Linked DNA regions of Mus musculus: region 2 is linked to region 1. A link is a contact called in ENCODE Hi-C or POLR2A ChIA-PET data. All regions are on one chromosome and are shown on one strand. Each heading gives the region's core, a stretch centred on a gene start or an enhancer-like site at or near the end of the contact. The rest is flanking DNA. Distances are from core to core; before and after follow the strand shown.

What was found. A loop is a pair of places that touch in the nucleus more often than their neighbours do. ChIA-PET counts read pairs that join two places held with the same protein, here RNA polymerase II (POLR2A).
Region 2: a map of heart shows a loop between it and region 1 (2.0-fold over the local background). The contact joins the enhancer-like site here to the promoter of Plk2 in region 1. A Hi-C loop is called at or near these places in 5 of 37 maps with a recorded cell type or tissue (all heart). POLR2A ChIA-PET finds 5 or more read pairs at or near these places in 3 of 5 experiments (Patski and embryonic stem cell).

The regions. Positions count from the first base shown.
Region 1 is chr13:110,393,154-110,398,097 of GRCm38, reverse strand. Plk2 (polo like kinase 2) reads right to left here and starts at 3,054. Exons shown (of 14, transcript NM_152804.2): 1 at 2,661-3,054; 2 at 1,976-2,083; 3 at 1,706-1,822; 4 at 1,378-1,507; 5 at 1,104-1,191; 6 at 532-627; 7 at 212-410; 8 at 1-124. The coding sequence starts at 2,921.
Region 2 is chr13:110,436,340-110,441,616 of GRCm38, reverse strand. No RefSeq gene overlaps it. Among named protein-coding and RNA genes, the nearest start is that of Plk2, 44 kb to the right of the region's middle. Within about 2 kb of position 2,828, at least 1 of the 3 ENCODE cell types and tissues checked has a DNase peak (open chromatin) inside an H3K27ac peak, as active enhancers do.

The DNA of each region.
Region 1 (4,944 bases), core at 1,805-4,304:
TGTCCTTCTTGCCACCAAAAAGAGCGGCTGCGGCTTTCTTAAAGAAATTCTTGGCTGGGCTTGACAAGTGGAAATCTGGAACTGTGTGGCAACAGCTGGAAGAGAGTCTGTCCGGAGTGAAACCCTGTGGAACCAGAAGAGACCATCAGAAACCTCTCCAGCAACCAGGACGATGACACTCAATTTTACAGAAAGGTCAAAGAGCACTGACCTGCAGGAAGAAGTCATGCCGAATGATGTCATCCAAACTGGGGCGGTCCTCTGGGTTTTTGGACAGCATGCTAGCTATCAAGTGCTTAGCAGGGGCCAGCAATGAGGATGGCATGGTATACCTTGCTTCCCTTATGCACCTGTACGTTTCTTTCAGATTTGTGGTTTCGAATGGAGGTCTTCCTAGCAGCATCGTATACCTGGGTACACAGAAGCACATCTTCAGAAATGGTCAAGAAGGAACTCTTTTTGAGCATCATGACTGAGTCAACTTTGGCTTTTTTTTTTTTTTTTTTTTTTTTTTTTAGTGCATTTACTTACATTACACAGCCTAAGGCCCAGATGTCTGATTCACAGCCGTGTCCTTGTTTGTTGAGGACTTCGGGGGAGAGATAATTTGGGGTTCCACATATTGTTCTGAGAAGACAGAATATAGCAAGATCTCATTAGGAACTATGACTTCAATTAAAATTACTTCTCTGGGGATGACTCAATGGGAAATAAAAGCTTGAATTTTTTTTTCTCATTTTCTACTTGACTATTTTTTAGTGTTTTTATTTGACCAAGTTTCTTTTGGTAATTTTTTAATGTGTGTACAATTTGCCCAGCCCATATGACCAAGTATTTTTAACCAGATGAGACCAGATCCTGTGTGTGCGTGTGTACATGTGTATGTGTGTGTATGTATATATCAAGTAAATTTAAACATTTATTTTATTGATTGCCTTAATAATCCATTTAGAGGTGTAAGTTATCTCGCTCAAGAGTGCACACAAGTTTCCGTTTAGTAACACTGCTGTGGTTTGCAGATTGTAGTGTGAACTAACTTTCTATTAACTAATAATAGAGGCATATTTGGTCTCCACAAACCCCAGGAAGAGCATGGCTCTCACCTCCTTCTGTGTTCCAGTGGTTCCAGTCTGGCTGCCAAACCAAAGTCTCCCACCTTCAGCTCCATGGCTTCATTAATAAAAAAGTTCCCTAGAAGATAAACAAAAGGAAACATGAACTCCCTTGGAAAGGTTCACACTTGGAGATCAGCACCCTCCAGTGAAGGCACCCATTCAAAAAGCTAGATTCACAACACTGGAAAACCTCCCACTCTCTAGCCCCCACCCCCCCACCCCCACCCCACCCCCACCCCCGTCGCTGCAGGAGAAGCCTTACCTAGCTTGAGATCCCTGTGCAAGATTTCTTGTTCGTGAAGATACTTGAGTCCTGACACAATCTGCCTGAGGTAGTATCGGACTTCTGGCTCTGTCAACACCTTTCTTGCTTTCAAGATGTGAGCCATGGACTAGGAAGAGAAGGGGAGAGAGGAGAATTTGTCAAATAAAGTTACCTAGATCGGGCATCCCTTTGCTGGACTGACGACGCAGTCTCATATGGTGGGAGACTAATTAACTGTCACGGCTAAAACCGCTGATAAAATGTAATCCAAACACCACTCCGGCTTCCTGTCGGCAAGCTCGCTGACCCAGGAGTCAACACTTACCCTTCTACTGCAGTATTCCAAGAGAATGTAAATGTTTTCTTTGTCTTCAAAGTAGTGGTAAAACTGCACGACATGCTTATGGTGCAGTAGTCTGTGAAGCTCGATTTCTTTGTCGATCTAAGGAAAAATAAAAAAAGCAAGAGAAGGCTTATTAGTCTCTCGTCGTGTCTGGAAAGGCAGTGCTTACACATGCAGAAGACATTTTTTTTCTAACAGGGTAGGGCCATCCCTGCACACAAAGAAAATACTTTAGTCGACAGTCATACCCACCTTTTCCCTCTGATGAGGTTTAGCTACTCTGCTGTGAGGAATAATTTTTGCAGCGTAGACTTTGTTGTTTGTCAGATCTGTCATTTCGTAACACTTTGCAAATCCACCCTGCGAGGAAACAAAGCCGAGATGGAATTGAGCAGGACAGAAAAAAGGAAAAAAAAAAAAAATGAAGGGCCAACGTTTAAAATAAATGAATACGTAAATGGGAACGGGAAGCAAAATTTGAGGAACAGAGGGTGGGCAGAGCAGTACAATCTGCTTTGTATAATGGTTTTTCAGGAAGGGCAGCACATTCCTAGAAACCAGTCCAGTTTTCTCGTTTCCCCTTTACAAAGAACTCTATGGAGAAGGGAGTGGAAGGGGGAAAGGGAGGAAAATGCCCTCTGAAGAAATTTGACAGGCTAGCTCCCTGGGGATCAGATAGTGAGAGCCCAAGGCCAAGGTAGAATGCCTTCAGTCCTCCTTCTTAGACTCGGGAGAAAAACAGGCTAAGGATGCAAATCCGAACCCCAGCGCTGTCGGCGCACAGAAGCCCAGGAGGGCAGGAGAGGAACCCACGTCGATCGTTCGGGGAACCAGACAGCTGAAGGAGCGAGAAGTGCGGGCGCTGGGTCCCTGCTCGCTCAGCTTGCCCGGGCAGCCCGCCCTCCCGCCCGGCAGCCTGACGTCCGCCGCTCCTCACCTTGCCCAGCACTTTGCCCCGGCAGTAGCGCTTCCCCGTCGTGGGGTCGACTATAATCCGCGAGATCTCGGGTCCCGAGTGGGAATGGTGGTGATGGTGGTGCGGGGCCGCCGGGGTCACCTGGGCTTGGGGCTGCCCATCTTCAGAAGGCTGCTGCGGTCGCTTCTTCTTTGAGTCCCCGCCGCAAGCTTTGCCCAGAGCCTGCTCGCACATCTTGGTGCCGGCGGCCGGCTGGTAGGTGATAGTCCGCAGGAGCTCCATCGTTGCCTCGCCACCCGACACTGCCTACTTGCCACCTCCGAGGCGCGGACAAGCGTCCGGGCTAGCCCTGTCCCTCGAGCACCAGTCTCTCTCCCTACTCTCTAGTCTGACGTCCTGCTTCGCTTGTGCGAGCAAGAGCGAGCAGCGAAGCTTTAAATACGCGCCGGCTGGCTGGGGCGGGGCCTCGTGACGTCACGGCGAGCGCTCCACCCACCGGCCCCGGAGTCCGCGCTGTGGATAGGTGCGGGGTGGCCGCCTGGATGTCGTGGGCTTCGACCTGGCCTGAAGGCGGCGGTACGCCAAGTGCCCCCAGTTCGTCGCGTGCCCTGACTTTGGACGTGGGAAACAGAAACCCAAGGGCGGACGCCCTGTCTGGGTCCTGGAGGAGCGGGGATGCGGGGTAGCAGCCCGGGGGAGCCGCAGGGTTGGCACCGCCCTCCTGACTGTGTGCAGCCCCACACCCTGTCATCCAGCGAGCCCCGCGGGGTGGCACCCGGAGACCCGGAGCGCTTGGGGACCTCCGCCGCCACCGCAGGCGGGAGGCTCAGTGGCCGGCCTTGCGGAACCGGGCACCAGGCAGAGCCAGAGCAGCTAGGGAACCAGGCACAATCCGGGTCGCAGATCCGGGTGACCTGCTGTGGCGTGGGAGTATCTGAGCTCCCTGCAGCCTCTTCCCATCGCCTGATAAGTGACCCCTGTCAGAGGCCAGGCTCTTAACCTTGGAGTGGAGCGAGGGCTTGACGACTGGAGAAGGTTTGGTACGCAACAAGTCTAAGCAAGATCGCCATCCTGTGGATTTTTTCAGAAAAACGATTAACGGTCTAAGTGGGCCGAGGTTCCTTAGCAACAATATGGGCTGGCTTCCACAGTAACGCTAAAAGTGTTCTGTTGCCAATTATAATTCTACAATTGAAGTCATCTATAACTTTTTGTTCCAACTAGGTGATTCAGATTGCGTGGATCTAATGTCACTAAGCAATGTCACCGCCCTGGTACACAGAGTCAATCTAAGGTCCCACAGTGGGGTATAGTGGAGAATAAAGGCGGCTGTTCAGTTTTTACAGATTTTACTGTTCAGTTGTACCATCTCAGAGACTTTCCTTCTTCCTTGTTCCAGCGCGTATGGTTCCGTATTAACCGCTGGTAGCTATTTTGAAATGCTGTATACATTTTTTTTGGGGGGGGGGGCAGGGTTTCTCTTTTCTCTGTGTAGCCCTGGCTGTCCTGGAATTCACTCTGTAGACCAGGTTGGCCTTGAACTCAGAAATCCGCCTGCCTCTGCCTCCCAAGTGCTGGGACTAAAGGTGTGCGCCACTACTGCCCGGCCCTGTCTATATCATCTTAATACAATCCTGAATGAAAAAGTCTGCCATATTAGGGGAGGGAAAATCATTTTCCTTCTACCCTTTCAAATTATCACTGTGGTTCCTCGGGCTGGGCAGATAAACTGCAGAACCACAAGTTTCTCCATTCACAACAAAAAGAGTACCCTCCAAAGTGGCTTAGAATTGAGGTTTGAATGCTATCAGAAGCCAAAACAAGAGTGTGGGAAAAGACAGGAAACAAAAGGCAGTCGGGAACAAGGGAGTAAATAGGGAAGAGTTTATGTTTTTCACTGATAAGTTTGTTACTTAGAATCGTTCTTTTTGTCTGGTTCTGGAGACTTAGAACTTGAGACTTCTTTTAATAAATGTGATTTTTTTTCTTTTTCCTTACAAAAAAGTGGTGTGCCACTTTCAGGCTTTCTGTGTCTACCTATCTTTTAATTCAATTCAAACTTATCCCGACTCAGCGGTTACATTGAGGGTGACATAGTCTAGCTACCTGTGGACCTGTTTTGAAGGGACATAGCCTAGTCTACATCTTTCCCATCTTACAGGTGAAGAAACGGGGTCCTAGACGATTTAAATAGCTATTATCAATACATTTTTCATAGAACCACGAAGTTTTGCGAACTCCATGCCCGTCCTATTGTCTCGGTTAACACAGTACGTAAGCGGTCACTTCACATTGGAGTTCTGTG
Region 2 (5,277 bases), core at 1,579-4,078, 44 kb before region 1:
TTCTACAAAACAAAGGACTGCACACTTCTTCTCAATAGTCTAGACTATTTATCCTTGATTTTTTTCTGCCTGTAGAAGTAGCCAAATTCCTTTAAGCAGCTTGAGGTTTCTTTATTTGGAGCAAACGCCTGTAAGTCACTAAGATGTACAACTGCAGAGGACCCTGTACACAGGGAAGGATCCAGAGTTCCATGCAACATCAGGGGTCCCTTTACATCATTCTATACTAAGTAGTTCTTAGTTATTCTAAATCTCCTGTACTACAAAGTCTTCATTTGTTAAATGGTTAAATACACTATCTTCTTGACGAACTGTTAGAAACCCCCTTTGATTCGTTCTGGCTTGTTTTTGAAACTTTAAGTGATTTTATAACAGTATAGCTAGGCTGACACTCATTATGCAGCACTGTCTGGCTTCACACTTATAATTCTCTGTCTCAGCTTCCCAGTGCTTGGATTATAGTTTAACACCACAATACTCATCTTAGAGATACTTATGGGTGCTGAACTTTACATACAGATAAAAAGATGCCTAAGGGTTGGAGACTTTTCTTAGTCTCCGAGAGGTCTGGCTCAAACAATGATCATTGGCTATCAATAAAAAGACAGGTATGCTTCATGAACAGTAGAGAAACATTCCCACAAGTCTAGAATAATCCTTAAAATGAGCCTTTTACTAGCTACCCCAGACTAGCCATTCTTCTGCTCTCTTTCTGTACTTGTTTGACCTGGAGGTCACAAAGTGTAAGTGAGCTAGCTCCTCCCATTCAGTAGACAGCCCCATCATTGACCTTGGCAGACATCTATATAGTTGAAGGCTGGGGAAAAAAAAAAAAAAGACTCTTAACATAAATCTTCTGTACTTGCAGAGGAAATGTAGCCCATTCTAGTTTTTATATGTCTGCAGAAGAGGGCAGATGTTATATTACTTGCCTACCTAAATGAAAGTTAAATATTTAAAACCCATGAATCTGTGTGGGTTGCAAGTAGATTCTCCATGCTTAACAGGACATACTAGAACATGACACATTATGAAAGTATTAAAATATCCTAGTCATACATTTCCAGTGGGGGGAAAATATATGCAGCATGGATGTAATCCTATTGTATAAATATGTACCTAGAAAAAAAACAATCTTGTTCAGTTTTTAAAATGAATAAGCCCAACTATAACCTGCTTGGAGTAGAGCGTTGAGAAATATTCCTTATTTTCTCTTCTGCCAGTCCCTAAGGCACTTGTAAATAAAGGCCTGTATAGACCTATGTTTTACATGTATAATCGTTTCTTGCTTAGTACATATTCATTCTTTAAACATGCTTGATTAACCTTCCCTTGCTATTTAACTCCTAAACTTAAAGATGGTAGTATCAATTCATGTGTGCATCCCTCACCTGGTGAGGTTCCACAAACAGCCACTATCTGTGATTATTGCTGGACTGTTAGCACGTGCCTACCCGGGTCTGGCACATGAAGGCATTAAAAACTGTCATCTTGCACATTAGGAAATGGCATTGCTTTGCTTTAGGTTTTCAGCTTGACTTTGCTGGAGGTAAATAAGGCATGCGCCCTACAGTTTTGACTAAGCAGATCACCTGCCTACCAACAAGAAAAGGCAAAGCCACACCCAGTGGAAACCATCACATTGCAGCAGGACAGAGTGCTTTACTGGAGAGGGGAATTTTCTACTTTAGCTTTCAGCCAATTCCAGATTCTGTAGGTCATTATGAACAGAAACCCAGCCATGCCAGCCTCACATTTAGATGGCAGGTACAACTGCTTAACCCAGGACACAGTGGAGTACCATGGTTAGCACTGCTGAGTGAGGAGAGGGGATGCAACTGAAGCTTACAACTGATGTATGGTAGATGGAATAGTGGTGGAAGATGGTTCCTCTAGTCTGGACTACAAACATAAAATCTTGGAGAACAGCTTCAGGAAGCTGGTAGAGGATTTCTCACCAACTGTAACTCAAGTGTTTAGGGTATCTGATACCAGTGCCCTCTACACACACACACACACACACACACACACACACAAACACACACACACATGTGCACTTGCATTCATAATTTTATTTTTTTCTCTTTTTTTCATTAGGTATTTTCTTTATTTACATTTCAAATGTTACCCCCTTTCCTAGTTCCCTCTCCAAAAACCCCCTATCCCCTACCACCCCACACACACCAATCCACCCACTCCCACTTCCTGGTCCTGGCATTCCCCTGCACTGGGGCATCAAGCCTTCACAGGACCAAGGGCCTCTCCTCGCATTGATGATTGACTAGGCCATCCTTTGCTACATATGCAGCTGGAGCCATGGGTCTCTCCATGTGTACTCTTTGGTTGGTAGTTTAGTACCTGAAAGCTCTGGGGTGTCTGGTTGGATCATAATTTTAAAATAAATATTTAAAGTGCAATATTTGCCAAATTGGTCTACATAGCAGGTTCTAAACCAGTGTTACATAGTAGGACACTGTCTCGGAAGGAAGGAAGGAAGGAAGGAAGGAAGGAAGGAAGGAAGGAAAAAGAAAGAAGAAAAGAAAGAGAGAGAAAGAAAAAGGAAGAAAGAAAGAAAGAAAGAAAGAAAGGAGGGAGGGAGGGAGGGAGGGAGGGAGGGAGGGAGGGAGGGAGGGAGGGAGGGAGGGAGGGAGGGAGGGAGGGAAGGAAGAAAGCAAGCAGAAGAAAGTGTTTCCGAGACTGTTTTCTCTACAGCCAGGAAGAAGGGCACCCATGGGTTGAAGTTGGCAGTGAGCAGCCTTTGCTTGTCAATGAGCTCCATCTGTGCCTGCCCGTGCAGGCAGCTCCTGACTCCAGTTAGGAACCGCAATGCCTTCCCTTCGGCAGGGGAAGAACCGGCTTGTCTGTCTTCCTGTCTCCGTCCTCCGCTTTCACTCCCTTCTACTTTCTCTGTGTCCAAGAAAGTCGCCGGCATGAAGCACCCACAGAATAACTTGGTGCCTGGGATGGGAATGGGAAATGTGAATTTGGAGCACAGACAGTCCTATCACACTGCTGTCCTATTTCTCTTTGTACTAAGAGTTCATCATTAACTGTCTTCCTCACAAACATACAAACAAACAAATAAACAAACATAGTGCTACATACAAGGGGATGAGTACAAAGTGAATACAGGTAATGGGTACAAATTATGAAAAAGGATCTAAAGCTAAATGTTTACTAGCTCCAATTCTGTCATGGGAGAATTGTTTTGGGATGGTAGATAAGTGCATTAAACTCATTCTATGCTGCAAGTGTAAAATTCACTGTGAAGCTTCACAGATTCCATGCTGAATGCCTATTCTAACTGTACAGAAAAGCGCTTCTCAACTTGTGTGGCTCACAACCCCTGGGGGGGGGGGGCCTCAAACCAGCCATTCACAGGTGTAGCCTAAGACCATCAGAAAACACAAACATTTATATTATGATTCATAACAGTAGCAAAATTACAGTTATGAAGTAGCAACAAAAATAATTTTATGGTTGGGGGTCACCACAACATGAAGAACTGTATTAAAGGGTCACAGCATTAGGGAGGCTGAGAACCACAGATATAGAAGCTCATTAAGTTGTATATGGGCCTGGTTAATTGGGGTGTATGATATTTTTATTGACTGACAAGATCTTTTAAAGCAATAAAGTCTATAAGATTCTAAAATGAAAATAGTGCCGTGATATGCAAAGTGCACGACCCACCCAGAGCGGCCTTCTAAGCAGGTGTCAGGGAGAGCATCAACTTTGTATCAGTGACTCCTTCTAATTCTAAAATCCATAAGTAAATCTCAGAAGCTTGGGGTCCCCCGCTTCTCTTTTCCCTTGACACGCTCTGCTGTTATTTTTAATATGGCTGCTTCAGACTACCTGAGCCTTGACCATGTACTAAGAACGATGAAAAGCTCTTCTGCTCAGCCCCAGCTGGTATGTGTACAAGGTGGCACACACGTCTCAAATTGCGTTTGAAAGCCTGGTCTCTGTTCTATTATAAGCCTTGGATCCATACTTTTCATTTAGGAGATCAGAGATCCGTGACTACAACATAAGAAGTATTTTCAAAGTTCTATTCCATTCAACGGGTCTCTGATAGGTGATATTTATTTCTCTGTGTGGGAGAGGAAGGAATTTAAGGGAAGAAAATGACAGTAAATATGGCTAAAACTTATCATGTAAATGTATGAAACTATCCAACAATAAACACATAGGGTAGAAAACAAATAAATAAATATTTAGGTCACTTTGATTTAAAATGAAAATTAAATAATTCTGCTGAGCTTTGCTACCTGTAAGAGGATGCAAGAAGCCAAACTGTAAAGCTAAGAAGCACTGCCTAATTGGCCTAAGATCCCTGGCCAGGTACAGACATACTTGATGCTAATCTGCTTTCTGGTTCAGGTAATGTATTTGCATTTAACTAATATTCTAAGGATTGAAATACCTTAACCTTCAAAAGGTGTCTTTAATGAAATGTCGTGTCTGACACATGGATTTCTCTGGCAAAATTCCTTCTTAGAAGATTAAGGTACAAGAAAGCCAATGACAAATAGAGTCTCAAAAAGAACACACCCCTGCCTTACTGCCGGCTCTGCAAGAATTCTGTGCACATCAAACCCTTTCAGCCTCCAGGGTAGCCTGAATCACAAGAGAAACTGTTTCTGTCAAGTAACTCCTAAGAATTCCCTCTGATGATCAGCTCTCCCTATTGTTCGGCAAATCTCATCTGCAAGGTCAGAAAGAGTTTATTACCTTATTTCCTGTTACCCCTTTGAGTCAGCAAAAATCTTGGAACACCAAGTACAGCTTACTCTCTCAAACATTGTTTCAGACCGATTACTAATGTGATAACAATGAGTAGCCTTTCATCGCAGGCATTCAGCGTGTACACCGGAGTAGGCACCTAGCGACATGCATGCCAGTAGCACTTTAAAACACTGGAGTCATGTTTTAAATGAACTAGAGAATTTTACTATTTGAAATGGTATCTACTGAAAAGCTTTCGAAAGAGACAGGCTCCTTACTTTACCCATTTGATAAGCATTCATATTTGTATGCTAGTTAATTGTTAGGTATTTTTCTCAAATATTTTGAAAAGGGTTCTGTGAGTACTGTGATGATGACTTCAGGAAACACCATTTTTGCATCCAGGAAGCGAGCATATAAAGGATTTGGGAGTCTTGCCTTTCTTTCTCCCTAAGAAGAAAGAGTAAATAGATCAGGAATTCTAGGCTACACAGTCCAATTACATACACTATGCTACGAGGAGCACTGGCTCAAAACCATAGCTAT